6 separate regions of the Mus musculus genome follow, and all the other regions are linked to region 3. The links are chromatin loops, found by intact Hi-C in ENCODE. Cell type or tissue: left cerebral cortex. All regions are shown on one strand. Region 1 has its middle 39 kb from the start of Gm11494. Region 2 overlaps Stxbp4 (syntaxin binding protein 4). Region 3 has its middle 69 kb from the start of Mmd. Region 4 overlaps Stxbp4 (syntaxin binding protein 4). Region 5 overlaps Hlf (hepatic leukemia factor). Region 6 overlaps Hlf (hepatic leukemia factor).

Region 1 (5,000 bases), 140 kb after region 3:
AATCTTATGGTTGGGGGTCACCATATTATGAGGAATTGTATTAAGGGGTGATACCATTAGGAAGGGTGAGAACCACTGCTTAATCTTTAGGAGATCTTTTTCCAAATAAAATATTCTATGGCTTAGTGGTTCTGGACTCAGAATGAGTGTTCCTCATAGGTTGTACATATGGGGCCATCCTTCTTGGACTCCATTGAGCTTCTTATTAGTGCAATGCCTGTATCATACCCAGGCTGACCTGGCGAAGATCTTTGAGACTTGAATCTTGGAGTCTGCATTAATAGGACTCTTCATGGATAATTTTGCTATGTAAGTATACGGAGTCTTCAGCATAAACTATGAAAGCAAAGTCTATGGCCATATTGCTTTGAACGTGCCCAGTCTCTTTCTAGTCTTGGAAGCCAAGCAGGGTTGGGTCTGGTTAGTATTCGGTCGGAAGAATAAGAAAGCAGAATGTTTGAATGGGCCTTGAATATCAGCCAAGAGATAACCCAGGATGTGTTCAATACATAGTCCAACAACTGCTCGATAGATTTGGAGAATTAATTTGGTCAAGAGGAAATCCTTTTCTTGGCAACACTTCCTGTTTACCAAGCTCCTAGGAGACAGGTGTTATAAATAGAGTGTCAATCTATTGAGCTCCTGTGTCTCACTGTGGGAGAACCATGCCTTGCTTTCCTCTTGAAGGCAGATCTATAGAAAAATCCATTTGCAATCAGGAAATTTCTTCTTGAGCACAGGACCCCAGTAAGTGGAATTGTCTTGAGTCTGCCAATCACAGGCTGGGGCCAGGCTTAAAAGGCTGCAGTCTACACCACACCCTCACCTTCTTTGCTCTCACTGAACTCTAGTATCTTAACTTTTGTAGTTACCTTGCACCTCCGAGGCCCTGGCATCACCATGGAATAATACGGGACATTTTGGCACCTTTAACCAGATACATAAATAAGTGTGAAAACTGAGTGTGAATGAAGACTCCTAGTACTATGGTCCATATTAATTAAAGTGGCTACTTTGCTCTTGTAAGTTGGGGTTGCCCTATAGGTTCCAGGTTCCTTTAGTGATAACCTCGATTCATGATGGTAAATCTGGCCTGGCTTCCCTTCACTCATCAATGTAATTGTGACGACTTTTCTCTTGGTGTCCTATTAATATTTGGATTAAGATTATTGATTACCTCTCTTGGCCTCAGGTTTTTAGCACCATCAGCACAGACATTTGTTCCTGTTGTTATTGTTGTGTGATTGCTCTGTCTCTGCTTAAACTTCATTTTCTGACCAGCTTTTCCCTCGTAGGTCTGCTTCTTGTAATGTCCAAGGTGAAATGAAGATGAAGCCTATCTCTTTTATTTAATCAATACTAAGATGCCTGCTTTCTCCTTCTTCTCCTTCCTCTTCCTCTTCCTCTTTCTTCTTCTTCTTCTTCTTCTTCTTCTTCTTCTTCTTCTTCTTCTTCTTCTTCTTCTCCTTCTTCTCCTTCTCCTTCTTCTCCTTCTTCTCCTTCTTCTCCTTCTTCTCCTTCTTCTCCTTCTTCTCCTTCTTCTCCTTCTTCTCCTTCTTCTCCTTCTTCTCCTTCTTCTCCTTCTTCTCCTTCTTCTCCTTCTTCTCCTTCTTCTCCTTCTTCTCCTTCTTCTCCTTCTTCTCCTTCTTCTCCTTCTTCTCCTTCTTCTCCTTCTTCTCCTTCTTCTCCTTCTTCTCCTTCTTCTCCTCCTTCTCCTCCTTCTCCTCCTTCTCCTTCTCCTTCTCCTTCTCCTTCTCCTTCTCCTTCTCCTTCTCCTTCTCCTTCTTCTTCTTCTTCTTCTTCTTCTTCTTCTTCTTCTTCTTCTTCTTCTTCACATTGTGGTCACCTTGTCCTTTGGGCTTGTCTTCTTTCATTGTATGAAGCCTTTTCCTTTTGTGCCATCTAGTGGTGACTGAATAAAGAAAAACAACTTGGCAATAGGTCAAGGATGGTGGCTGGCAGAAAAGGGGACTGTAAATACTAGTAACAAGCTGCTGCATTTCCAAACAACCCCTCAGGGTGGTCAGGATGTACGAGTTCCTTCATTCGCTGTGAACATTAACTGCACACTTACCATGCTGGCAGATGCTGGGGAGCTTTGCATTTGATTTGTGTGACTGTGGCACACATGCGGTGTTGCAGAGCTTGGGGGAAGGGTGAACCTCGGTCCCACCATTTGAGACTTATTCCCTGAATTTAGGAAAACTGAAGCTTAGAGAAGGGGTGGCACTTTATTTCCCAATTCTCTTCTCTGTCTCCTCTTCCTTCCTCCTCTTCCTCCTCCCCCACTCCTTTCTCTTCCCTTGTCTCTCCCTACTGCCTAAAATAGGGATCAAATATCTCTATAGATACTCTATACTCGGGAGGGAGACATTTATAACCCATAAGAGAGGTACCCCATCAGTTCTCACTTGTATTCACATATATTTGTACTAGAGTCCATTTTGACTGTGTACCAAGAACATTTCTTGAGAAATATGCACTCTACAATGTTGCAACACTATTGCATTTCAAGGTAACCAGAGTCTGATGTTTAAAATACCAAAATAATCTTTTGTATTTTAAATGTTGGATGGGAACTTATTCCTGGTATTAAGTACAGAGTTCCCTATGTCCTAAAAGTCCAAGGTTAATTTTTTAAAATGTCAGAGGCAAAAATATCATAAACCTACAAAAATTATGGGAGATTTCATTATTTTTTTAGTTGAAGATTGTGGCGGTTTGAATAGGAATGACCCACATAGACTCACCTGTTTGAATGCTTGTCCCATAAGAAATGGTGCTGTTAGGAAGAGTGACCTTGTTGGAGTAGGTGTGGCTTTGTTGGAATAGGTGTGGCCTTGCTGGAGGAAGTCTGTCACCATGGGGGTGAGCTTTGAGGTCTCAGCCAGTTCATTTCCTGCTGCCTTCAGATCAAAATGTAGAACTCTCAGCTCCTTCTCCAGCACCATGTCTGCTGGCATGCCACCATGTTTTCCGCCTTGACAATAGTGGACTGAACCTCTGAAACTTTAAGACAGTCCCAATTAAATGTTGTCCTTTATAAGAGTTGCCATGGTCGTGGTGTCTCTTCACTACAATAGAAACATAAGTCAGACAAGGACATTTAGGTTCAACAAAGTAATGTTTTCAGGCCAAACAGTAAATGACAGAAGGAAGACTAGAAGAGTTCTTTGCTTTCCTTTCTTTTTTTCCCTTTTTTTGGATGTGCTGGTGTTTGAACCCACGGCCTTGTGCATACTAGGCAAATACTCTACCTCTGAGCTACATCCTCTACCATAAGGTGAGATTATATATATATATATATATATATATATATATATATATATATATATGTGTGTGTGTGTGTGTGTGTGTGTGTGTTATTCTTTATTATATCATAATATAGAATATTTTTAAAATAATATTTTATTAATTCTTTGAGAATTTCATAAATGTATTTTGATCACATCTACCACTCTCTCAACTCCTCCCAAATCAGCCCCAACCAACTTTGTGTTTTTCTCTCCCTCTCTCTCTCCTCCCCTCCTCCCCTCCCTCTTTGTCTCATCAAGTCCCTTTGTGTTTCACAACTACTCTTGAGCATGGGGCCTGCTCTGGAGTGTGGCTGACACACCACGTGCCCCATCATTAAAGAAAACTGACTCTCCATATTAAGTTTTTGTGAATTGTTTGAGAATTGTATTCATGGGTGAACCTTTAGGATGATATTCAATTGCCTCTTGTCCCTAGTTCCTTCCAGACCCATCTTCCACCCATCAATATCTTTTAACTTCATATCCTCATCAAAAGAATAACACGTAAGTCTAACTTGTGCTGCCCACATGTTTGTGGGTGTGGGGCCATCCCCTGGAGGGTGCTGGGTGGACCACGTGCCACGCCCTTCTCAAGGAAGGACTCTGTGACTCTTAGTCTAGAGCTTTTTGTGCTGATGTTTCTAACTTGAGTGGAAAATCAAAGGTTACACTCTGCAGAGCAGTGGTTCTCAGCCTTCCTGATGCTGTGGCCCTTTCATACAGTTCTTCATGTTGTGGTGACTCCCAGCCGTGACATTATTTTCATTGCTACTTCATAACTGTAATATTGCTAGTGATGAATCATAAGGCAAACATATTATTCAGTGGTCTTAGGCGAACCCTGTGCAAGGGTCACTTGCCCCCCTCAAAAGGGACTCTACCTACAGATTAAGGACCTCTGCAGTAGCAACTAGTGCAATAGTGGCAGTGCCAAACAATGTCACTAATCTGCATTCTCAAACGATATCACTGAAGACAACTTCCAGCTCTTCCAGCTCTTTATCCCTGTAAATGCCCATGTGGCCCTCTGGCAGCCTCTGGAGAAATACTGTTACATTTTACCACTGAACCATTTCACAGTCCTCTCACTGCCCTGGGTGGAACGGTATCCCCTTCCCAAATTCACACCTATCTGGAACCTCAGAATATCGCCTCATTTGGAAACAAGGTATGCTGAGTTGAGGTACTTCTAGATAAGACTGCCTGAATCTGACACTGGTACCCTTAGTAGCATAGTGGAAGGACAAAGAGACACTGGGAGACAGAAATGCCATGCAGAGATGGAGGCAGAGATGGGAGTGCATAATTCATGGAACATGTAGGATTGCCAGCCATTACTAAAACTGGAAGAGACAGGAGACAGAGCTTCCCCCTGAACCTCCAGAAAGAAGCAGCCTCTTGACTTCAGACATCCGGTCCACAACTGAGGGGTTGAAATTTCTGCTTTAAACCATCTTTTGTGTGTGTGTGTGTGTGTGAGTTTCCTTTTAAAAAAGTAACACCCCCAGAGAATGAACAGACTATGTGTTTACTCTCTAGGTGATATCAGATGTGGCTCAAAGAGAATCGTGGTTTACAAGATTTTTCAGGGTCCTCCTAGCTTTACTTGGAGACTTGCTCCTCCTGGTGCTCTGCTGGGCTCCTGGCTCCCTGTTCTCAGGTATGGCTGCAGAACAAAGCAAGAGAGATGAAAGAAAATGCTCG
Region 2 (5,000 bases), 310 kb before region 3:
AGGCTGTTGAACAGAGAAAAATAATAAATAGAAAAGGGCAAAAGGAGCAGTTCACGTCTTCCTTTCTGTTTCACTGAAACGGGTCTAAAAGCAAAGGGGAAGAAGCAGAAGGCTCTCTAGCTTCCTTAAGATGCGATTCTCATTAAAGGGACTGCAAAAAGATTCAGAAATTAATCATGGTGGCTTCATTTGGAAGAACACTCACCTTTCAGGGGAATAGTTGAGATTTGTCTCAATTTCTTTGTGTCATGCCTGCTAATTTAATCATGGTACTATTTACTCATTTCTGATAAGCTTTTATGCCTACCTATTTTGCTTTTGGGGTTTTATACAGTAAAATATCTCATTTTATAAATTACTGAGATTATAAATGACCACATCTTAATCAAAGATTGTATGCATGATGGGCAAATTTTTTTTATCTAATAAGGTTTGTAGTTATAATTTAATTAAGTTGTATAAGAAGAGATTGATATAAAGTAAAGCCAAGTTTTTTGAAGTAAATTCATCTTATAAAACAAAATGCTTTTCTGTAGTGTTCTAGTTTCTGGTTTTGCTGACATAATCTTTTCTCCCTTCTGACTCAGCAAGCTAGATAAGCAGTGTATCATCATTGAGTGCTTATAATTTTAGTAAAGGAACAAAACGGTGTATTTCTTTGTCATTCTGTCAAAGTAGTAGGGACATGCATGCCATACATGTATGTGTGACTATGTGTATAACATTGCTAGAACCTCTATTGATGAAAGGGCTTGCAAGCTTATATAAGAGAAAGGGGTACAGAGCTAGAAAGCTGGCTCAGTTGGTAAGCCCCAGCACTACATAAGAAGCCTGGTGGGATGACGTCCTTTGCACATCCCATGCTGAGGAGATAGAGGCAGTTCTCTGAGAGACCCTACCTCAAAATCTAAGCTGTGCCAGGCGTGGTGGCACACGCCTTTAATCCCAGCACTTGGGAGGCAGAGGCAGAAGGATTTCTGAGTTCGAAGCCAGCCTGGTCTACAGAGTGAGTTCCAGGACAGCCAAGGCTACGCAGAGAAACCCTGTCTGGAAAAACCAAAAAAAAAAAAAAAATCTAAGCTGTAGAATGACTAAGGGGACACCTGGAGTCAACCTCCCCACAGGCACCTGCATGCACACCCACAAGTGCACACCCACTCAAATGCACGTGCACTCCACATTGAAGAAAACAAAGAGGTAGGAAACCAGCATGGGAGAAGGGCACACATACAGCATAAATTTAACAATCTTGGGTCTGGCTAGGGAGTTAGCTTAGACAGTAAAATGCCTACCACGTTAGCAGGAAGGTCTGAGTGTGGATCTCCGGAATCGATGTAGAAAGCCTAGGGTTGCAGTCCACTCTCACCTTCAGAGCCCTAAAGCTCATTGACCAGAGAGCCTAGCCAAGTTGGTCAGTTTCAGATTTACCAAGACATGCTGTCTCAAGAAAAAAGAAAAAAATTAAAGGAAGAAAACAGGAAAGAAAAGATACCTGACATTAGTCTCCAATTAGATGTACCACATACCTCTGCTCATGTGTTATCCACATGCTCAGAGCCGCATTAACAAGAGCAGCACACACACAGACAAACTTGCAGTTTAGATGAATAGTATTAAACTCATGCTATTGTGCAAAGTTTTAATACTGGCATCTTCATACAAAGAGATGTATTGCTACTGTTAACTTACATCCAGTTTGGGCAGGCTATAGAGTGCAAGTTTTCATGTCTTTATTTCACATCTTGCTAGAGCTTTCTAGGCTTGGGTTTTAATGTTAGGGGAGATAATTTAAGTTATACTTTGCATTTGGCTTGTGAGTAAGTAAAAGAGAAACAGTAATTTGTAAAGCTTTTCTGTGCCTGTTATGCGAAATGAAGTTAACATTGTTAGCCTTGGGGGGCGCTCCTGGAGGAGAAAACATACAGTGGTCCCTGGCTCTACTTATGTTTATTGGTGACTCCAAATTCTGGGCTAGGCTTGCTTCCTCCACACTCCCTCAGCCCTGTGTAGGCCACCGTGAACACTCTCACCTTCCGGTGGCTGTCTGACTGTCTCTGAGGCTACTTTCTGCTTCTTGTTCATCTCTACCCACATCGCGCACTGCCGAGAACATTTAGAGCAGTGAAATAATTTGGGCACTTAAATGTTAATACTCTGAAATAAAATTTATTTTTAAATGCCCGTTTGGCATTATGTGAAATCCATGTGTAGCAGCAACACAAGCTTCCATTCGGATGAGGTCCAGGAAGACTTGAGGCCCTGTGTCCTGTCAGAAAAACCCACCACTAGATGGGGCTCTTAGTCACTTTAGTAACTGGGGGAAAGAAAAGTGCTTGGATTTTCTTTTCGTTTTTCTTTTCACTCCCTTCCTTCACTATCCTTCCTTCTTCCCTTTCTTTCTCATATCGCCCTTTGGGCTAAGTATTGCTATTCCTACATTATTCCCATGATGCCAGGAGGCTAGTTGTCTTCTGAGGCCATGTCACTAGCATATGGCAATATTGTAATTTGAACTTGATACTTTAACCTGGACCTATTACATTCTCCATGATGTAAAATAAAATAAATGCATCTGAAATATTTTACACAGTCTGTGACACATGGAGTCAATAAACAATAGCCAATCTTATTTTATATCTGAGGGTCCTCTCTTGAGGTCTTAGCCTGCCCGTGCACGCATCAGTAAAGCAGTCTGAAGACTTCATGCAAACACTCTCTTAGAATTGAACTTTATGACTGCAGTGCCTCTAGGCTCTCCAAGCTCTTCCTTCAAACCATCATCCCTCCTTTCCTTAGGGGTAGTACTAAGTAACTTTCACGCTGCTGGAGTTCTGCTGATGACAGCGCAGTGACATGGTGGCATCATTTCTCTGGCCCCTCGGGACCAGAGTACCTCCACTGTTCTACTTGCCTGCGACTTCCAGGTTGAGAAGTTGAGCAATGTTGTTAACACTTGGGGAGTATAACTCTTGGCTAAGCTCCCTGAAGACTGATTGTTGCTTCTTTGGCCAAGGTCCTTCCGTTTGTGTAGAGAAGAGGTTTTTATTCTCGGGGAAAGATAGGCTGACGCCCCTGGTTTTAGTTCTCTGACTCTGATTTACAGCAAGCATAAGGTAAAAGGAGCAGTTTGGTAAGGTTCTACTATGTGTACACGCTGATGGAAACATCACTACTACCAAGGGGCCTGTTGTATCAATGAAGCTGAGGCGTAGAGACGCCAAGGGTAATGAATGCCAAGTCTCTGCCGTAGATGCTACAGCCCACGTTCCAGCTGAGGAAGCGAGCACTGTGCATCACGTGGGAGAGCACCATGCCTTTGAGCCTCCTTGCTCAGTTCTTCAGTAAGAGGGCTGCACATAGTGATCCAGATGTGGCTTTCAGCTTCAAAACACTGGCCATTTTCAATCAGTTAGACCTTCTCACTGTTTAAAAAAAACTTAAGACTCACCTGCATTTCTGCTCAAAATGATACTTTGCCCTTAGAATGTCTCTTCTCGCCCTCCCAGGAGTACAGGGGTGTGAGAGCTAAAGGATTACATAGACTAGGCCTTCACGGTGCTAAAGGCATGTTGTTGTGCAGCTTCATTCCTGTTCTCACTCACGGGGAGTGAAGCGCCGCTTGAATGCAGGTTGTGGTAATTAAACAACTCCGTATTAGTCACTGAGGAGTTACAGAAGACATTAAAACCGTGTCTTTTTCCTTTTCCTAGGAAACCAGTGAAATGGAGTAGTATGCACTAGAGCCATACAGAATCTGCAGGAAGACCCTCGGGGGAGTCGGTGAGGCACGACTTTGTTTTCTTCACGTGTATTGTATAATTATTTTTCTGACTGTAAGCTCCGTAGCCTTGAGCCCACAGGAGGCACTTTCCAGTCTTTTGCATCTTTAAAGCTTATTTAGCTCGTGTAAGTTTTAATCACTGCTGTATCCTTCACTTGTACTAGAGAGCACGGGTTTCATATATTCATAGTGATGCAGGGACAGGCCCATCGACCTGTGTAGGGAGCTGCCTTGATGCTTCAGATGTCATCACCAATGTCTAAAATATCATAGCCCATGATAAATGAAATACACCAGTATTAATATATGGGCATGGTTTGTTTATTGCCGAGTATATAATGTCTTTATGTGATGTTGGAACTGTATTGGAATGTTCTAAGACTTGAAAAATGATTTCTATAATTCCAGCCTGAGGATAAAAAGAATATTTAGACTCTCCAAGTTCTTCCTTTACATAGCTGCTAAATCCAAGGAAACTGTGTCGAAAGCATGAGTGATGGTACAGCTTCTGCCCGATCATCCAGCCCACTTGACAGGTAATTTTTAAGGGTAATTTAATATGCTTTGAAATGTGCACGCTATTAGTGAACACTCAGTTTTGTCTTGAAGCTAGGCCTATGGGAGTGTACTGGCTAGTTTTGTGTCAACTTGACACAGCTGGAGTTATCACAGAGAAAGGAGCTTCAGTTGAGGAAATGCCTCCATGAGATCCAACTGTAAGGCATTTTCTCAATTAGTGATCAAGGGGGAAAGGCCCCTTGTGGGTGGGACCATCTCTGGGCTGGTAGTCTTGGGTTTTATAAGAGAGCAGGCTGAGCAAGCCAGAGGAGGCAAGCCAGTAAAGAACATCCCTCCATGGCCTCTGCATCAGCTCCTGCTTTCTGACCTGCTTGAGTTCCAGTCCTGCATCCCTTGGTGATCAACAGCAGTATGGAAATGTAAGCCGAATAAACCCCTTCCTCCCCAACTTGCTTCTTGGTCATGACGTTTGTGCAGGAATAGAAACCCTGACTAAGACAGGGAGTAATACTGAGTAGAGTCAGGTACTACATTGCATTCTTGGCACTCTGGCGAGTCCTGGTGAGACGACTATACCTGTGATAACAACACCCGAGATAATCACCTGTGAAACTCGAGAGACTCTCGGCTCCATTTTCAGGGTTTGAGTGGGCCTTATACTTCCTGCTTTGAGCTGTGGGGACACGGCAACATCATGTGT
Region 3 (5,000 bases):
TTGGAGTGGGTCCTGAATTCAGTGGCTGCTGTCCCTGAAGGAACAGGAGAGGTTATACAGACAAAGCGCCAAGAGTTCAGGGTTGAGAATCCAGGGATGATGATGAGACAGAGGCTAGTGACACAGGGACAGCCCATGAAATGCCAGGGCTTGCTGCAAAGCCACCAGAAGTCTGAAAGAGACCAGGAAGGAGCTTTCCCTAAAACCTTCAGAGAGTAAAGAAGACGGCTTTGAAACTTTGATCTATAAAAAAAAATATGAGCTTGACTTGTTTTAAGGTACCCGTTGAAGAGTTTAATTATACCACTCCTAGGAACGTGGTATTAAATATCTCCTCTTCAGACTATACTCAGGGTAAACAAAGCATTTGTATTTTTCTGAACATGTCTTTGTTTCCCTATCCAGTGGCTGCCTATCTCCTGTGCTCCAGGCCCCCAGGTCAGTGCCTCCTTCACCCTTAGGCTCCTGAGTAGCTTCGGTTTGCTGGAACGTTAATGACTTCTTCTCTCGCAGGCTGGTTAAGTGCTCTTTTTTCCTATGTTCACATAGACGTTTCCTGTATTGTTGTTATTACACTCACCTTGTCTATTCATTACACGAGGATGCTCATGGAGGGGCCCTGTCCGTGCCCCAGGTGTTGATGGACTGCCTGGCTTCTACAGGATAGTTAAAATGTGACTGCACATTTACTCATAGACAGCGGGCCTAGTAAGACAAAGCAGATCTCCTATCGTGGGCCAACAGTGAGAGCTCCGTTGAGTTTATAGCTGGTTGTGACCAGTGCAGCACCAGGAGGCATACGCATAGTCAATCAGACTGTGCAAAGGCCCCTGAGTGGGTCCCTATAGCTATTTTATATGTGTTTTGTTGTCCTGTGGAAGGAGACCAATTTTTTCCCCCTCATATCTCTTCTCCTCATAACATGTCTTCTTCCAAAGCCTGGAGGTCCAAAGGCATTGACCCTCACCCTCTGATAGAGGCTACCTGGGTGGCCTACACCACCTGAACATTACAACCCTGAGAATCCCCTCTGCGAGGTGCCTCAGAGCAAAAGAGCAAAAAACGAATGTGGGTGTCCTGTTAAGGTGATGCGAGTTCTCCCCCCCCTCACCCCACCATTTTGAGTGCTTCCAAGCTTCCTTTTGCTCCGTGACTAGATCTCTACTGGTTGGAACCAATTAGAAAGCGTGGACGGAAAGATGCCATCCTCTGTATTTCCTCTCATTATTTTCCTCTTTCAAGAGGCACTCGGTCCTCATTCCTGAACAAAAGAAAACACGCTGTACAAAACAATAAAAGGACAACTGACTTTCCACGGAGGATTGCCATTAAGTACCAGATGTCCAGCAGGGAAAAGACCACGAAACAAAGCAGCTGTTTGGACCCTGCTCCCTGGGCCTCCCTTCCCTCGGAGCCTCATACCACAAGTTCCTGGGCCTTTGAGACTGAAGGGAACTTCAGCGCCATGGCATTGGGCCCTGTATGTTAAGAAACCTGCTTAATGTGTGGGACCTGTACAGACCCTGCCGCACTCGGTTCTTGGGGGAAAAACTCCTTCCCTTCTCCCGCTCTCCAGTCTTCTAGAAATCTCTCGTACTCAGCCAAATTCCGCTCCGAGGTAGTTACCTCTTCATTGCTTTTATTCTTAGATTGATTTTTACCCCATCCCCCACCCCCTGGGCTCAAAGACGAGGACAGCTAACATTTGTGCACGTTCCATGTGTTACTGCGTCTTAAGTATCTGGACCAGGAATAGTTCGGCTTCTTCTTCGGAACTTCTCTGCCTTTATCTCGGCACCGTGAGCCATCCAACAAACCGTATTTCCTTTTCTTCATTGCTTTGGATGCTCAGACGCTCCAGGGGCAGGGGTGTCCCTGGATCCAACCCTTGCATCTTTGTTGAATCCTGCGATGCAATCCAAAATTCTAATCTAACCTCTACTAATCCTTATTTTGTCTCTGTTTTTCTTCCATCTCGATCCTGACCACTAGATGAAATTAATATTTGGATAGATTTGTCTTTGGGCCAGTAAGCTCAAATCCTGGATAGAGGTAAACAGCATTAAGCAACGTTTTGTTTGTTGTTTGTCTTGTTAGATTGGCCCAAACCTAGACATCACTGGGACCAGGTACTCTTCATTGAGAATATGTCTCCATAGGATTGGCCTGTAGGCAAGTCTGTAGGCCTTTTTCTTAATTAGTGATTGGTGTGGGAGAGCCCAGCCCATTGTGGGTGGGGCCACTCTGTCAGGTGATTCTAGGGTGTTTTAGAGCGCAGTCTGAGCAAGCCTTGGGGAGCGAGCTAGTAAGCCGCAGTGGTCCACAGCCCCTCCATCAGCTCTTGCCTTCAGGTTCCTGCCCTGTTTGAGTTTCTGTTCTGACATTCCTTCATGATGGAATGTGATGTGGAGGTGTAAGCCACAAGAAACTCTTTCCTCCCAACCAGTTGCTTTTAGTCACTGTGTTTTATCACAGCAATGGAAACCCTACCGAAGACGGAGGGGTTACCTAACATTTTTAAGACCCCAAAGCTCACTTCAGTAAGCGTTAGCGCTTATATGGCAGGAGTACTTAGTAAGAATCTGGGCTTGTGCTGAGTGTCACGTGTGGGTTATCTCATTTGTCATCATCACATCACATTACAACAAAGCTTGAGGTTCAGAGAGACCGAACCGTTTGCCCAAGCTAACGCCGATACTGACGTGCAAACCCACACGGCCAGGACTTGAATCGCCAAACTCTTTGGAGCCCTCCCAATGTATAATAGAGGTATGCTTACAGACACATGACTCAAATGTCTCATTAACTGTCCTCTGGCTTCTCTTAAATGCCCAACTGCATAGCTAGCTATCACCAAGTTTTATCATCTATAAAAACTCCTATGGCTGTCTGGCTAGGAATAGGTATTTCTGAGTTTCACAGTTCTCCATGAAACAGATGGATTTAAAAAAAAAATAAAGAAGAAGAAGTCTGTGTGCCGCACTGGATTTTGAAATGCCAGCTTGAGCACCGGCAGAGAGGAAGATCACACAGCATCTAGGGTGAAAAATAAAAGCCTTTGTGAACAGTGGCTCTGCTCGTTGGCGCCACCTATCAGTAAAATGCTGGTAATTGCTTCCAGAAAGAAAATGAAATTTGCCCAAGTACAACTTATTGGAAGTCTTGGGTGTCAAGTGTTGTTGCCTGCTTATCTTTTTCTTTCCTACAAATCCTAACTGGGAAGTGCCTTTATTTTAAGAATTAGAAATGTAGAGTTCATAACCAACTTGCCAACGAATTTGACCCTAACTTGTGTTCTTGGAACCTTTATTTATACTACCAGTTCTTGGTAGCCTGTGCCTTCTGCATCCTCTTGCATTTGGAATCACGGATGCTCCACACTTCATCGAAACTCTGTTGAGACTGGAAGAAAGCATAGCAGCAGTGTTTGTGTGTGGGGGGGGGGTGTCCACAGGCTGGAGCTCTCCACCCCCACAGTGTTGCCCAACTCTTGGCACAGGGCTCCTGGCTCAGGTAGCAGTGCAGAAGCTCTCGCATGGCTGGATGGAAAAATGGCAGCTCCTCCTTAAAATGAGGACCATTCTTTTCTGACTAGATGCTGCCCTGGAGCACACTAGAGCAGTCTGAATGAGGCTAGAAGCTCCGGTGAGCTTTGTGGCATTGTTAACTTACTGTAATGACTAGTGCTATCAGTCAACTTGACAGCATCTAGAATCACCTGGGAGATGGACCTCTGGGCATGTGTGTCAGGATTATCTTGATTGAGATTATTAAGGTGGAAAGATCCATTCACTTCAGGTGGTATGGTTTCCTGACTGGGACGTCAGACTGTGTTAGCAGGAGGAAGGGGCAGAGCGTTGGGGAGCATGCATCCATCGCTCTGTGCCTCTTGGATGTAGGTATGAGGATGTGGCGCGACCAACTACTTCAAACTCCTGTTGCTATGGCTTCTCTCTCGTGGTGGGTTGAACCCTTGAACTGTAGGCTAGAATCAATCCCATTTCTCTTAAGTAGATTCTCTCAGTGTGTTCAATCATAGCATCATGAAAAGCAACTAGGACATCTACCTCACCCCCGTTCCTCTTCTTTTGTTATCACAATAGCCACACAGAAGCCTCACAAAACCTTAGTGGCTTTGAAGATTGGCATCCTAGCAGCCTGGGGAAAGCAGAGCATATTTGCATTGCAGCCCAAACTCTTAACTGCAGAGAACTGACTGATGCTATTTGATCTATCTGAGAGCTCCCTGAAGATCTCTATGCCTAGATTATTGTTTTTCAAATAAAATCTAGTTGAAATTCTAGTGTATAAATGGGTTTTATTATAATACATATATCATATATATAATTTGTTCTTTGCTCATGTTTACCTTTCCACCACTTTGCCTGTCCCTTCTCCTCACTCCTGTTGGTCCTCTTCTTTTTCTAAATAGTACCATTCCTTCTGCTTCTATGATAGATAGATAGATAGATAGATAGATAGATAGATAGATAGATAGATAGATGGATAAGTCGATGGATGAATAGATGGATAGCTAGTTAGGTAGGTAGGTAGATAGATAGGTAGATAGATAGATAGATAGATAGATAGATAGATAGATAGATAGATAGATAGATGCATAGGTAGATGGATGGATGGATGTTTGGATGGTTGAACAGATGGGTGAATGGACAGATGGATGGATGGATAGGTGGATGGATGGATGGATGGATGGATGGATGGATGGATGGATAGATAGATGCATAGGTAGATAGATGGTTGGATGATTGGATGGATGAATGGATGGATGATGTGTAGGTGGGTGGATGGATGGATGGGTGGGCGGATGGAGGATGGATGGATAGATAGAGATAGATAGATATAAGAACATAGATATGGGTAGACATAGAATATGTGTATATATGTAAATCCAGATTCCATGTCTGAGAAAATAATATTTCTATTTCTTTCCCCCATTCCTCTCTCTTGTTCTTCTTGCCCCTCTCCTTCCTCATAGTTTT
Region 4 (5,000 bases), 300 kb before region 3:
GACAAAATCCCACCGATGCCAAGATTCGTATTTTCTTCATCAGTAAATTTTTCATATAAGTTTAACGTCCTCAATGAAAGATACAAGGGGACCTTTACCCTCAAGGATGTTTGCCCTAAAAATAAATTCTCCAAGTATGCAGATAACAAGTATGTCTAACTATATGTATAACTCTAACTAAAGGTTGCATATTGCTTAGTTATATGCTGTTGAACTCATCTGTGAAGCAGAGTCCAAAGAAGGTATATCTGCAGACATGTTGCCAATGTACCTGCTGAGTTTGGATCAAGTTGGTTACCTGACCTGGAGAAGAAGGAGGAGGAGGAAGAGAACATAGAGGAGGAGGAGAAAGAAGAGGAGGAGGAGGCGGAGGAGGGAGGAGAGGGAGAAGGAAGAGGAGGAGGGGGAGGGAAAAGAAAGCAAGCAAGCAACAAACGAAACTGTCTCATTTCCTGATCTGCACTAATTCTCACTGACTTGGAGATTCAGCATCTGCATAAGAGCAAGATCTAGAGTTAAGAGCAGACGTGCCTGGCCTCCATTCCTTCGTCTCATCCTTGGTACAGAAAGTGTATGACAGCATCCGGTTCTTTATCTGCTGGACCAAAGTTTAAACAAAACTCCATAGCGCCAATAGACTATGCTATTGGCATTATCATTTCTTTGCAGTTTTATTTATATTAGCCTAGCTATCATGATAAAGGATCTTACAAGCTTATTCTTATCATTATTCCTTGAGGGTGGTTGTTAAATAAATAGTCCCACTTTAACCCTTCTCCCACTGCAGACACCTGAAAACAATTTGTCTTTTCAGTTGGGTTTTTATTTCCTCCCTATGGAAAAAAAAAGTGAGTTTCACCAAAATCATTTTAATGACTGAGCTGTTTCAGGTTTGTTCATCTCACAAGGCTTCTGTGTCAGCTTGACACAATATAATAATCTGAGAGGAGAAAAATGCAAGTGAGAAATTGTCTCTGTAAGATCCAGCTGTAGGAAAGCTAAGGTATTTCCTTAATTACTGTTTGATATATGAAGGTCCAGCCCATTGTGGGTAGGGACACCCTTGGGCTGGTGATCCCATGTTCAGTAAAAAAGCAAGCTGAGCAAGCTGTAAGGAGCAAGCTAGTTAGAAGCGCTCCTCTGTGGCTTCAGCATCAGCTCCTGCCTCCAGGTCCCTTTTCTGTTTGAGTTCTCGCCACCACTGTCTTCAGTGATGGACATTACCCGCAAGTGTGAACGAGTAAGCCCATTCCTCCCCAAGCTACTTTTGAGTGTTTCTTCACAGCAATAGAGACACTGAACATCTCTCCAATACACTTTTTAAGTTCTAAGTTATTAATGGTTTAAGGTATACAATGATAGATATATTTTAGCTATTCAAATTAAGTTATTAGCTAAAAGACAATTTAATGTTAAAGATAAACAAATTGAAGCCCCTCCCACCAATCCTTTTGGTAAGAAGTCGGAGGTTCACTCTCATTTCAGTTTTAAAGCTTAGAGATGTGGGCTGGGAGAAGGGAAGATATGGGGCATTTAGTATAGTTTAAGCTGTTTGCTTGCCTGCTTACTTGTTTGAGACAGAGACTTTAATGTTTTAATCCTGGTGTACCTGGCACTCATTTGTCACCCACACTGGACTCCAACTCATGTCGATTCTCCTAACTCAGCCTCCAAATGTTCACTATTCAAGGCACAGGTCACCATGCCTTGCTGCTTAATATACTTGGGGTAGGGTGCAGGAATAGTTCAAGGTGCCTGAGAAATAATACAGGTCTACCTTTAAAACAAGGAACAATTAATTTATCCTTTTTATTTCCACAAATATTTAAAATTAGACTAATAAATTGAAAGCAGTAATTTTAAATGGCTTTATCTGCAGTAAACCATAGCAAATTAAGAAACTATGTTCATGATATATATGCCTTTTCTTTTTTTAAAAAAATTTTTATTAGATATTTTCTTCATTTACATTTCAAATGCTATCCCAAAAGTCTTCTATACCCTTCCCCCACCCTTCTCCCCTACCCACCCACTCCCACTTCCTGGCCCTGCCGTTCCCCTGTACTGAGGCATATAAAGTTTGCTAGACCAAGGGGCCTCTCTTCCCAGTGATGGCCGACTAGGCCATCTTCTGCTACATATGCAGCTAGAGACACAAGCTCTGGGGGTACTGGTTAGTTCATATTGTTGTTCCACCTATAGGGTAGCAGACCCCTTCAGCTCCTTGGTTACTTTCTCTAGCTCCTCCATTGGGGGCCCTGTGTTCCATCCAATAGCTGACTGTGAGCATCCACTTCTGTATTTGCCAGGCACTGGCATAGCCTCACAGGAGACAGCTGTATCAGGGTCCTTTCAGCAAAATCTTGCTGGCATATGCAATAGTGTCTGCATTTGGTGGCTGATATATACCTTTTCTTGTTAGTTGAGGTGTGCAAAATCCATTCTGATGGATTGTTTTCTTCATTCACCACTAGAGAGCAGTGTGGAGTTATTAATGTTCAGGTCATGTGCAAAAGAAAACCAATTAGACAAAAAGTGTACAAGAATAAATAATCCTTGGCTCCTTATGTTTATTTTAATATTCCTTAAGATGGAATGCTGTGAGTAAACACAGAACAGATGCAATGTTACTGCAACTGGTTTTGATACTAATATGCTACTAGGGACCTTGATTCTGTTTTAAGCTTTCAACCACACTTGGGAGTCAACCACACACAAGATAGATAGATAGATAGATAGATGATAGATAGATAGATAGATAGATAGATAGATAGATAGATAGACAGACACAAGATAGATAGATAGATAGAGAGAGAGAGAGAGAGAGAGAGAGAGAGAGAGAGAGAGATAGATAAGTTGCCCAGGCTGGCAGATGGATCAATTGTTAGTTATTTTCAGAATTTTATGTGTCCTTTAACTTGACTATAATTTATTAAAACTCCTCTCTCTCTCTCTCTGTCTGTGTGTGTGTGTGTGTGTGTGTGTGTGTGTGTGTTTGTACTTGATTTTCTATGTCTTGACTAAATGTGTGTAGTACCTATGGATGCCCGAAGAGGACGACAGGTGTTCTGTAGCAGAATTCTTGTTAGCTCTTGTAGCTATACACTGAGAACAGCCCCACAGGTCCTGAGTAAGGAGAGGCGAGGATCTGAAAGCCCTTTCTCCCGCATGAGCTGGTCTCTGGCAGTCTAGAGCCCTCCGAGGCCGCCTTAAGCCTCTTGCTAACCTCAGCACTCCCTTGATCAGCTCTAACTTCCTGGTACAAATCTCCACTTAGTTCTCCTAGAGGGGTCCTAGGTGCAGCACTTCTGAGGCACAATCTGTGATGCTTAACCTCGCACCTTCCTCTCCTTTCTTCCCAAACAACGGCCTCTTTTCAATGGCTGTTCAGAGTCATGTCCTTCCTCCCATATCATTAAGATGTACCAGTTATCTTAGTATATACTGCTGACCTTTTTACTCTCTGTCTCTTAAACCCATTAATCAGTCAGGCAGCGCGCGCATGCACAAGCTTGTGTGTGTGTGTGTGTGTGTGTGTGTGTCTGTCTGTCTGTCTGTCTGTCTGATATAAGCACATGTGTGTATATTTGCTGGTACAATTACATGTATGTGTACACGAAAATGATGGAGGCCAAGGTTAATGTCAACCATCTTTATTTGTCACTCTCTACCTTAATTTTTGAGACAAAGTCTCTTACTGCTCTTAGATCTGGCTAATTAAGCTAGTCTGGCTAGAGCCCATTGCCTATCTCTGCCTTCCCAGCACTGGAATTGCATACACTTTATTATGTGTGTGATGGGGGTCTGTACTAGGGTTCTCCTGCTTGCAGAAAGGTGGGGTTTTTTTTTTTGGCTGAGCCATCTCTCTAGGCTCTGTCTTTAGGTTGTCATTGGCTTTTGTTGCAACTCTCAGTAGCTTTATCTACTCTTAATGCACCTTGCCTATTTCCTCTCCCACAAAGCTACCTTAGTATTATTAGTAACCTGTACGCCCCTGTGTAGACTGCTTCTGCCTTCAGCTCTTCTTTTCTCTAGCTCTACCCTTACAAGCTTGTCTTCCCTCTTTCTGAAAGAGCCATTCCTTCCTTATCTCGGTCTAGGTATATTGTTTCAGGACCAGTGCCTCCTTCTCATTCTACTGTTCCAGATATCAGTTTATAAAGCAGTTGGCAAAGGACTTGTTTCCTGTCCTCCGGTGCAAGTGCAGATAAGGCCAGGTTTTGTTTTTCCTGTATGTGTGGCTAGTTCTTGTTCCAGTGCTTCCTATCAGCTGACTCGGTGTCTAATGGTGCATCTGTGTCCCTGATCGCTTTAGCTCAGTCTAACCATTGCTCATTGTACCTCTTGATGGCAAAGACTCCATCCGATTTCTTCATCATCGTCATTCCCTTAGTGGGAGTCACTCAGATACTATTAATGAATGGCTTTGCCACAGTCATTCTGTCACAGTTCTCTCCACTATCCACTGCCACCAGCTTCCTTCCAGACCAAGGTTCATCTCCTTAGCCCTGTGTATCAGAGCATTGATAACATTTTAAATTGTTTGAATGATTGTTTTTCTCTCATTGCTAGTAACATAAAGAAGAACGCTTCTGTGTTGATTTGAAGGAACTTTGTGTATTGCATATAGTTGATCCTTAAGACATGTTCAAAATACATAGAAAAGCTCTCTATAGAACATGCACATGTAGCTATGTACTCTGCCTGTTTGCCTGGAAGAGTATATTTCCTCTCCTGCCTCTGAAATTGCAATGGCCCTCTGAGCCACTGCCATAGTATCCTCGGCAGCATTCTTCCTCGCCACATAAAGACATAATCTCATACAGCTATTTGTCATTTTACGTTTGATCGATTGAACAATTTATGTCAAGCTTGTAAGTAAAGACAAAGGTGCCACTGACATAAGTGCCCACGTTAGTAATGGTCACAAACTGGGGAGGGCCATATTTCACTTTCCGATTGTAGCTCCTTGGAGCATATGCTAAACACATTGCTGAACT
Region 5 (5,000 bases), 46 kb before region 3:
CTCCCCACACCAGTCACCAGTTGCCACTGAACCAGAATCGCTGAAGAGAACACATCACAATCAGACCAGGCACTACTGCAGCGTTGCCCTAGGTAAGAGAGCTACCTGCATCTTCCCAGTGCCCTACACTCTATCTATCCATTCTGAGCCTGCCATCCCATCCCGTGCATGCATGCCAGAGTTGTTAGTCTTTCCCATACGCACCATGCCTCAGTTTCTCTGTGTGTTAAAGAGAGGAATAGCCCTCTTACTTCTAGCTAGAAGTGAATCATAACATTATCCAATCGATATTGCAGACCCGTGTGAACCAAACTACAGGCCCAGCCTTAAGAACTTTAGTTTTTATATATATTTAAAAAAACATATTTCATTTTGAAGACCAAACTGTGATGACTCCACCTCTATTTTCCTGAGTTTTAATCTATCCTATACCGGCCCTTCCATTTTATCAATAAACAAGCCTGGTTTTAGCCAAATTTGTGGAAGTCTACATGCCCTTTGTTTATACTGTGTGAAAGGGCAAGAGGCGGATTGGCCTGGAATTCTTCTGTGTTTCACTCTGGGATGCAGAAAGACTCTTGTCTTGAGCCATATGTAGAGATGCTCTTCTCAGTGAGCCAGAGGAGCGGATATGTAAAGAAGCAGAGCCAACTTCACAGAAGGGCCCAGTGCAGACTCGAGACACAAGAGCAGCTTTTGCCCAAGTGTCCTTAGGATGGCAGTGGAAGGACCAGTGGGCATGATGACTACACTGGATAATAGCTGGTCATCATTGTGCTCCGAAGCCAGCGGACAGAGCTTTCCTTCCCCCGAGGCATCCCCCCACCGCCTGGGAAAGCCTTACTCTGGCAAGAAACTCTGATCTGAATGTTGCCCTTCTATCAGGCAGCAGGAAGAAAAGCAACAGCTCCTTAGTTACCATCCCTTCCTTTCATGCTTATGGTAGTTCGGGCGCTAGGCTACCCAGCTTCCATGTGTTATCTCATTAAACTCCAAAGCCACCCCAGGGCACCAGTAGCATTAGTATTAGATTGGTACTGTTATCACTGTCCTTTTACAGATGATGCCCAGAGAAGGGGGGCACAAATGGTACAGACAGCAGTTAGCCGGCAGGGCTGGGATAGGACGCAACACCACCATCTGGTACTGCGGCTCTATGGTAGGTCACCGCAGCCTCCTCCACTCTTCAGGAGAGGGCTCTTTGCCTGCAGAACATAGCAGAATGTCAGGAGCCATCAATGCCCCTGTGCCCATGGGATGGGATGGTGGCTACTAGCATCTGGGAGCCCGAATGTGGAGGGACAGAAAGGAAGGTACTTTTTGATCTGGCTGCATCTCTAGGGTCCCAGGCTCTCTTTAACCAGCTCCCAGGGTATCTAATTTTAAAGGACAGCCAGACCAGCTTGCAAAACACAAGGTTTATGTTTAAATCATGAAGATTTAGTTTAAAAGTGAATTCTGTGCTTTGGTATGACTCTCAAAGCCTCCGTTCCTTCTGACATACGAGCAGCAGAGAAGCCCTTGGAATGCAGAAGTCAGCAAACAAGCAACGAGCAGGAGTCAGGGACACGGATGAGGCTGTGTCTCTGAGGCTGCTTGTGTCCCGCTCCCAGCAAAGTCAAACAAGTCTCAGGCCCCACTGCCTGGTGCGGCAGTGGATACCTGCATATGGGCATAAGATCCTCCAGCTTTCATGAATACATTCCCCTTGTATAGACACACGCATGTATGTCTTTAGGGAGCCACACACATGAATATCTGACTATGCTGGGAGTCATCTGTGGGTTTAGCTCTCAGTAACCTATCAGGAGACGATGGAAGCACTTCCTTAGTATCCCTGCCCATCTGTTTCCCCAAGGCACACCTAGGTTCTTTCTTCCCAGATACACACGAATGAAGTAGTCTCTTCTGAGATGCTTACGGGAGGAGGCACAAGGCATCAGAGCCTTCATTGGTAAATATTAGTTTCCTTCCCCTCCCTGTGTCTAAGGCGAGTTGTACTGAGTGAATGAGGCTTCGGCAGCTCAGAGTGCAAAAATAGCCCTGCCTGTGAGGATGTGGTCTCTTTCCCCCCAAGTGTGGACCAGATGTCAGGCTGCCGGGTGAGGACTCAAGGAATGTGACAGCTTCCTTCTGCAGGGCTTCGCTGCTTCTCTCCAGATGGAAGCCTCTAGTCCCATGTGAGTTTTTGGATCTGAAAAACAAGTACAAAAAAAAAAAAGATGGTTCACGAGCCTTGTTCTCCACCAAAAGCACATGTGTGTGTGTGCATTATAGGTATTACTCTCAAGTCAGAGACATGGCCACCATGCCATCTCCCCTGGGGCTTAGTGACAATGAAAAGGAATGGAAACCTATAGCCTGTGGGTGTTCATTTTTGAGTTGCTCATATTCGTTTTTTGACCTCACATTTACTCAGAGCCAACTTTTTACCATGCACCGAGCTACGTGTCGACAGTCACAAGAGATGGGAAAGATGTCATCCTTTGAACTGATAAAGCCCATGATGGGGCAAAGGAGATAAGTTATTGTGAATGGAGTCTGACCAGTGGTAGAAAGAAGCTATGCAAAGAGGGACTTAGCAGAGTCGATTCCTAGTCCCACCCCCAACTGCATCTTGAGGAATAAGCAAAAATGGTAGCAGTAGACAGGAAGGATTTCATATGTGACTTAATGAATTTTTCTCAACTGGTATTAGCAGTATGCCAGTCATTTGTAGGGAAGATACCAAATCTGCACCAGGGGATCATAGGCAAGGGGCGTTCAGGGTGTTATAGGACAGAAGAATTGGGTAGTGGTAGTGGGGGGAACCAACCCAAGTACTGAAGTGATGGTTAGTACGCAACCTGACTGAACCCCCTTATCCAGATGAGGAAAGAATTTGTGGTACAGTATAGGACCTGTGTGAGCACGCTCAGGGTGGCAAACGAGGTGTCTCAAATGTGGTGTGTTTAAAGAAGATGTTAGGAGGTTAGGGGCGGCATAATTGATATGATTTAGAAGTTGCTGTGGCAACACACCTACCTCTAGAGAGTCAGTGTCTGTGGGAAGGCAGGCAAGCTCATGGCTTTTGCCCTGGACTATCCCGTGCCTTGCTATCGCCTGCTGTGGGCCAAAGGTCTGGACAAATTCAAAAGAACAAATGCCCCACGTGGTTTGTTGCAGCCAGTCTTTGTGAAATTGGCCCTGGAATCAGATAAAGAGGTGGTTAGTAAGTCAGCTACAAGGTTACGGGGAAAGAGTAAGGGAGAGAGAACCTGGGCTGGCTTGCCAACTCTTCAGGAAGCATCTCCCCATGTTGGGAAGCATGGAATCGCTTGTAGATTTCCATGAAAAAAGTAAATGCATATGGCCTATGTGCATGTAAACTGCCTGTGTTGTAATGCCCATGTTATAATGCCCGTGTTATAAGCAGTAGCACAGAATGCTTTGGGGACATAAAGTAATGCAGACTTCAGAATGGCAGAAAGATTTGGGTTAATGAAAAATTGGCCATAACAAGTTTTAAAAGACCTCAGTGACTGCCTCGGTGGTGCCACCTTCAGGCAAATCACTGTATAACGTGGTTGGAAGCAGGCTTTGTTTGGTGTGTGAGCCCTTGATGCAGAGGAATCTTTGGCCACTTTAGTAATTCTTAACTTTGGCTCTACACTAGGATGACTAGTGGCAATTCTTGACATTTTTGTTTTAAAATATTCCATTACAAAAGAATGAAGCATCATTGTTAAAGTCAGAAGTGTATGACAATATAGCTTGAGTTCTTACAGTCTTATTTCCAGACTGGTTTCCTACAGTCTCTTGCATTCTCTTCCAGAGAGTTCCTTTGATTCTGTAAGCATATATATATATATGGGTGTGGGTGTATATTGTGTGTTTGGAATATGAAAATATATGTATGTATATTTGCATGTACCTGGCACATGCTGTGGTACAACTTGCCTCTTTAATATCTGTTGGAGAACTATCCATATTAGCACATACAGATCTGCCAGCGGCATGGAATCCCGTGGTTTGGGTGTTCTACGGTTCGTCCTTGCTCCTAGGCATTTAGATTGGTTTCTTCCACAGATGCTGTCGTTCACGTTTGTAGTAGACCTAAAATTTAATTCCTAGATGTGGAAAGGCTGGATCAAAATGTGTAGGCTCCAGAGGAACGGAACTAATTCACACTCCCACCAGAGAAGCATGTAGGGAAGCTATTTCCTCTTTCATTGAGTAAAAGAAATTGGAGAGCCCAGGCCACGTTTTCAGATCCTCTGATTGGGCAGGGAGAGGTGCTGGATATAGGGGTGACCTCAGTGTTCTTAAGAGCCTTGCAGGTCAATCTCTAACAAGGTGGAGACTATGAGCCATGGGTAGTTACTTGATCCTGCCCTTTGAGATCCAAGCAGCAAGACCTCATGCATGGTTGTGAACTGTGCAAAACAGAAAGATGTGTATCTTCCGAAATTCCTAGTAAGCTGGACACTCCCATTTAGATAGACATGGAATTAAATGAGTCTCTATCCATAAACATGGTATATTGAAACATCAAAAGCCAGAGAAGTCCCACCAAGGTTCTGTTTGATGCTTTCCCCTCTCCTTTCTAATTATTTTGTCAGAATGCTTTTCTTGTATAAGGAAAAGTTATGGTCTCAGATTCCTTAGAAGCAGTTTGTAGATATTAGTAGTTAGCAATTGTTTTGGTAGTGGTTTGCAATGTCCCAGATGGGTGCCAACCTTGGCAGCTTCAGAAACTCAAGGTATCCTCTTTCTCTTGCTTAGGTAACTCAGATGACTGAGAGACAGAGAAAACACCAGCCACCTTAACAATCACAAGCCACTGCCACATCACATCACCAATCACATAACAATCACATCACCAGTTTTCAGTTCCTTGACCCTGTCCTTTTAGGCTGTGCCATTCCATTTTCTCCTGGGAGTCTGTCCTCAGAGCTGCTGGAAAGCCCCTTGCTTTGCAGCCTGCAGCTCCCCGGCCCCCCCTTTTCTCCCTGGCAGTT
Region 6 (5,000 bases), 70 kb before region 3:
GGAGGAAACAAAGCTCATCAACATTTCGGGGCGGCGATTGGCCTTCTTTTTAAAAAGACAATTGAGTGCATCACGATGGAGAAAATGTCCCGACAGCTCCCCTTGAACCCCACCTTTATCCCGCCTCCCTACGGCGTGCTCAGGTCCCTGCTGGAGAACCCGCTGAAGCTCCCCCTTCATCCTGAAGACGGTGAGCGTTGCCTCGGCAGCTGGGCTCAGGGAAGGGACTACACTCCCAGGGACCCCCCTAGTCGGCTGGGAGGGCACCAGCATCTTTCTTCCCCTCGCCTTGCTTTAGTGAAATTGGGGGGCTTACTCCCTCTTTCTCCTCAATGCAAAGGGGATCCCTCCGGGGCAACATTTGAAATAGCGCTGGGAACCTGGCTCGCCTGCCTTTCTAGGTCTGTCCTCCTGCAGCGCAGGTGACAGGTGAACTTGACAGGTCAGGATCGCTGCTTTGAGTGACAGGGTGTGCGCTTCCCTGGGAGACTAGTGTCTCTGGGACTGGAGAGGAGAAAGGGCGGGAGGTGGCTGGTTGGAGCCTGGCAGAGAGGGGGGGGTCAAAGTAAATGGGGGTTCTCACTCGGCGGCAGCCTGAATATTCGGATCGTGTTAGTGTTTTGTGTTGTGAACTCACGCGGCATGAGCGGAGAGGCGCTTTCTCCCGCAGACCCGCAATTCACAAAGCGGGGTGGGGGTGGGGGGAGTGGTCTGTCGGCGGGAAGCGGTGCACGCCTCCAGCGCTGACACTTTCCCGGTGCTCTCTTCCCGGTGGGAGGGGAGAGCTGAGCAGGCTCACGTGTAACCGCGTGCAGGAGCCTCCTCTGGCTTGAGCCCTTTCTTGGTAAGTCTCAAACCTTCCCTAGGCAACCGTGGCTTGGAGCTAAGGAGACGGGTAGGGGGATATGGTGGGGAGTGGGGGGGGGGCTGGGGGTAGATGCATGTGAGACCTAGCTGGGAACGCAATTGATGCCAGAACGGATTTGTGTTTTGGGCCGGTGCAGTTTCTTGCCTTTGGTGTTATCACAGTGACAGAAGCGAATTATGCTGCTCCTGCATAAATTCTTGAAAAGATTATTTGGCTGGAAATAGCTTCGGGGTGTTTGCATCAATTTCCCTGGGAGAGAACGCCTGTTGCATTGCAAGAGTTGCTGGTGCTTGATTGCGCGTGCAGACCGCCCCCCACCCCCAATACCCTCCCGCACTGCTTCTTAAGGAGTAGCATTTGGGAGAAATCTGCGGATGCGTTAGGCTTTTGTGGTCGATGTTTTTAAGCCTAACTCTAATGAGACTGCGGAGGATTTGAAGATTCGAATGGGTGGCGGTGGGACTACATTTCTCTAATGAGAAACAAAACAAAACAAAACTCAGAATCAAATTCTCTAATCCCTGATTCCACCCACACCTGAATATTGGCAAAATGCAGACAGCTCGGTAAAGACCAATCCGGGGGTGCTGTATTTCCAGGCAGGAAATAGCTGCATTCTTACCCTCAGAGAGTAGAACACAGCACCTTTGCATAGTACTGCCTTGTGATGGGGTACATAAATGTTTGCTTTCTTTTTGTAAATTAGGTAATATTTAAATGTTTGGGGGGAAAAGGAAAAAGAATCCACCTTCTAAAACAGACTTAGTCCTCTTGAGGGTTCTAAGCAAATGGATGAGTTCGAAAGTACTTCATTTCTACCCCGTCACCCCGGCCTGCCCACCCCTCCCCCCACAGTCTCCTTCTATGGTGAGAGAGCACCCTTATCTTCCTTGTAAATGGGGGATAATTGTAGGCTTGCACGTTTATTGAGATAATACATGGAAAGGAATAACGCAGAAACGACGCGTAGTATTAAGGGAAGGTGGGGGCGGGGACTGCTTACTAAGACTAAGCTTGCATACCCTGGTTTGTAAGTCAGAATGACCTCAGATTCTTGCGGTCATCACTTTCTAAAAGGTAGAATCATACCAAGTTATCGGTGGTCCCCTTTAAAAATCCCATCAGTTGTATATATTCTCCGGTGTTATTTTCTCAGTATAGATTTCGGTGACTTAGCCCTTCAAATAACACACCGAGGAAGGATTATTCTCTTGTTTTCATTCCAGATCAGTCGGTAGCCCCGTCCTGTCCTACAGACCAGAAAGCTCTTTCTTTCCAAAGTAAATAGGAAGATGTCGAAACTCTAGATCTACCAGAGGCAGCAGCCAGAGGCCTCGGTGCCCCCAGAAGTCATTTTGTAACCGATGGCAGGAAGGCTGGTGACAGACTGACCCCTTTTCTTTTCTGTTTTAAAAAAAACAAAGCTCACCTTTCCCTTTTTCTTCTTCAGCATTTAGTAAAGAAAAAGACAAAGGAAAGAAGCTGGACGATGAGAGCAGCAGCCCGACCGTCCCCCAGTCCGCCTTCTTGGGACCCACCTTATGGGACAAAACCCTTCCCTATGACGGAGATACTTTCCAGCTGGAATACATGGACTTGGAGGAATTCCTGTCAGAGAATGGCATCCCCCCGAGTCCGTCGCAGCACGACCACAGCCCTCACCCCCCTGGCTTGCAACCAGCTTCCTCCACGGCGCCCTCGGTCATGGATCTCAGCAGCCGGGCCACAGCGCCCCTCCACCCGGGCATCCCGTCTCCGAACTGTATGCAGAGCCCCATCAGACCAGGTAAATTCTGGAAGGTTCACCCGTGTTAGATGTGGGGGACAAGACGGAAGTGGGGCGAGCGAGGTTGGCAAGAGTTGGAGATCTTAACACACATTTCTAGAGAGGAGCCCTCTCTTCCTGTTCTGAGGAGCCTTCCTCCTTCAGAGCATGCGTAGCTCTCACCTGCAGAGCCAGTTAGAATACTCTATGGACCTGCCCTTAAGAAGCTGATGTTTTCCGGGTCTGGGGTTTGAACCCAGACTTCATTTTAACCAAATCCCAGGGGAATTCTGAGTGGTTGATTCGAAGGCTATAGTTTGTGATACTCCAGCCTGGAGTTAATGAACGGGCTAATGGGTTAATGTAAAACAAACATCTATCCTATCTCCTACCGCCTTCTCCTGGTCCCCAAACACAAGGGTAATAGAATCTCGCTGGATAATTTGGGTAGACCCCAGAAAGTTAACTCATATTCACTCTTCTCTGGCCTAAAGGGGTCACTGCGAGTAGACATGCAGGGCTCTTCTTTTTCTTCTTTCTTTCTGTCTGTCTGTCTGTCTGTCTGTCTTTCTTTCTTTCTCTTTCTTTTTCTCTCTCTCTCTCTCTTTCTCTTTCTCTCTTCCTTCCTTTCTTTTTTTCTTTCTTCCTTTTTCATCTTCTTCAGTCATTGACTCAGACCAAGACTGTAAGTAAATGCAAGTCTTCCTATTGCCTGAGGCTACGCCTCCTTTTTCTTAGCACCCTGTGTTCCGTGAGCCAATCTTCCTTTATATATATGGTTTTCAGTGTCATCCCATATCAAGGCTTGTGCCCACGTAAAAAGCCAGCCATGGTGGCACATTTGTAACCCTGGTGCTAAGAAGGTGGATACAAGAGGATCTCTGGGGTTGGTGGACAGCCAGCCCAGGCCACTCGGACACACATGCACCCACATGTACACACACCCCACCTCCCACATTTAAATGGGCTCACACATATACACAAATAAATGACGAAGAATGTTGAAAGAGACGACACAGAAACATTGCCGGGAAAAACTATGCTTTAAAAACCCATTGCCAAGTGGGCAGGGGTAAGGCCTGACTAAGGCAGCCCTGGATCCATACCATTCATACGCCGTAGCACAAAACAAGCAGGAAGACAGATCATTGTATGGACAGGTAGCGGGAACAAAGATTCATACGGATAAATTGACAGGAAGGTCACAGATCGGAAGGCGCTTAGCTGCAGGGAAAGGCAGCAAACGGGACAATGAGAGACTTGTATTCGCAGTTTCTGCTGAACTCTGTGCCCTCATGCAGAAATTTCTGTCACACACAGAACTGGGAAGGAACTGAGAGGAGGAAGGAAGAGAACCCCTACCTTAATAGGTTAACCTGGAGTTCAAATTCGCCCTTTCATAGATCTCTGGGCTTTCAAATCTATTTTACACAATCTCCAAAATCCACTTTAGTTGCCACAGGCTCTATTGAAATGAAGCTTTAACCTGCAGATATCCCCGGAGGCTACATCACCCTCTTGATGTGAATTAGATGACCTGCTATGAGGAATGTGTAGTGCCAATGTCTTTAGTTTCTTCACGGGGGGAGGCAGCTAGCAAACTACATAGCCTCTCCACACCAGATGTAATGATGTGTCACGGGGAGAGAGCAGAGTCCCAGAGAGTGGTCACTGGCATTCCTATATCCTACTGCGTATCTAAGTGACTGTAGAAATGACATAACCTCTTGGAGCCTCACTTTCCCCTTTAATAGGTAGATATCGTTTCAATTTGATGGGGCTATTTTGGTAAAGATAGATAATGTGCCAAGGTCAGATGGCAGCTTCCGGTGGTCTGTTCATCTGAATGGTTGTAGCTGTCACTAACTTTTACTTATATGACCATCCTGTCACATGAAATAACTTCCTGAAGCCACTAGATATGGTTACTCAGCCTCCCTTGAAGAGAAACAATGGGAGATTTTGTCCGGTGAGCATTGTCTAGGGTGTTCCTATTGAAAGTGAAAAAGTAGGATCTTGGAATTTGAGGCTCAGTCATTTATCAAAGCTCCTTAGAGGCCAAAGTGGTCCATGACTCAGGTGATGGTGATTCCCCAATCAGAGTTGCTGTCCGTAGCAAGGGACTCCAAAGTGTCTGGATAGCATTTTATTAAGTTATAGAAGATACCAAAGGATCTGAAAATAAGCCCTCCACTTAAATATCCTTTCAAATGTAGTAGAATAATATTGCAACACGGCTTTGTTCTTTGAATTGAAAACCAAGTGATATTCCTAGCAGGAAAAAACAAATCAAAGCTCTTTTTTCAAATGCCAATAGATTAAAAAATTTTGCATTCTGTCATTCATACAACATTGCTTATGATAAAG

What was found. Peaks named below come from ENCODE experiments on the same cell type or tissue, not always from the same donor. Only the 100,000 strongest peaks of a DNase experiment are listed, where the experiment ranks them.
Region 1: it touches region 3 in a loop (4-fold over the local background); 20 of 42 quality-filtered maps call a loop at or near these places.
Region 2: a loop joins it to region 3, with 4 times the contacts of the local background. A loop is called at or near these places in 34 of 42 quality-filtered maps.
Region 4: a loop joins it to region 3, with 5 times the contacts of the local background. A loop is called at or near these places in 34 of 42 quality-filtered maps.
Region 5: it touches region 3 in a loop (2.3-fold over the local background); 5 of 42 quality-filtered maps call a loop at or near these places.
Region 6: it touches region 3 in a loop (7-fold over the local background); 14 of 42 quality-filtered maps call a loop at or near these places.

The regions. Positions count from the first base shown.
Region 1 is chr11:90,180,477-90,185,476 of GRCm38, reverse strand. No RefSeq gene overlaps it. Among named protein-coding and RNA genes, the nearest start is that of Gm11494, 39 kb to the right of the region's middle. In left cerebral cortex, a CTCF peak has its summit at 1,926 (motif pointing left); a DNase peak (open chromatin) is centred at 1,948.
Region 2 is chr11:90,620,972-90,625,971 of GRCm38, reverse strand. Stxbp4 (syntaxin binding protein 4) reads left to right here. Exons shown (of 18, transcript NM_011505.2): 2 at 3,711-3,780; 3 at 4,190-4,317. The coding sequence starts at 4,271. Among named protein-coding and RNA genes, the nearest start is that of Stxbp4, 15 kb to the left of the region's middle. In left cerebral cortex, a CTCF peak has its summit at 2,285 (motif pointing right); DNase peaks (open chromatin) are centred at 2,281 and 3,271.
Region 3 is chr11:90,315,730-90,320,729 of GRCm38, reverse strand. No RefSeq gene overlaps it. Among named protein-coding and RNA genes, the nearest start is that of Mmd, 69 kb to the right of the region's middle. In left cerebral cortex, a CTCF peak has its summit at 3,091; a DNase peak (open chromatin) is centred at 3,039; H3K27ac peaks cover 569 bases.
Region 4 is chr11:90,614,137-90,619,136 of GRCm38, reverse strand. All of the region lies in intron 4 of Stxbp4 (syntaxin binding protein 4), which reads left to right. Among named protein-coding and RNA genes, the nearest start is that of Stxbp4, 21 kb to the left of the region's middle. In left cerebral cortex, a CTCF peak has its summit at 2,461 (motif pointing right); a DNase peak (open chromatin) is centred at 2,454.
Region 5 is chr11:90,362,146-90,367,145 of GRCm38, reverse strand. The region is part of intron 2 of Hlf (hepatic leukemia factor); the gene reads left to right. Among named protein-coding and RNA genes, the nearest start is that of Hlf, 26 kb to the left of the region's middle. In left cerebral cortex, a CTCF peak has its summit at 3,540 (motif pointing left); DNase peaks (open chromatin) are centred at 1,208, 2,059, 3,507 and 4,109; H3K27ac peaks cover 1,201 bases.
Region 6 is chr11:90,385,440-90,390,439 of GRCm38, reverse strand. Hlf (hepatic leukemia factor) reads left to right here. Exons shown (of 4, transcript NM_172563.3): 1 at 1-190; 2 at 2,319-2,654. The coding sequence starts at 76. Among named protein-coding and RNA genes, the nearest start is that of Hlf, 3.0 kb to the left of the region's middle. In left cerebral cortex, no CTCF peak of the experiment used is centred here; DNase peaks (open chromatin) are centred at 1,385, 1,949, 2,063, 2,675 and 2 more places; H3K4me3 peaks cover 4,535 bases; H3K27ac peaks cover 3,492 bases.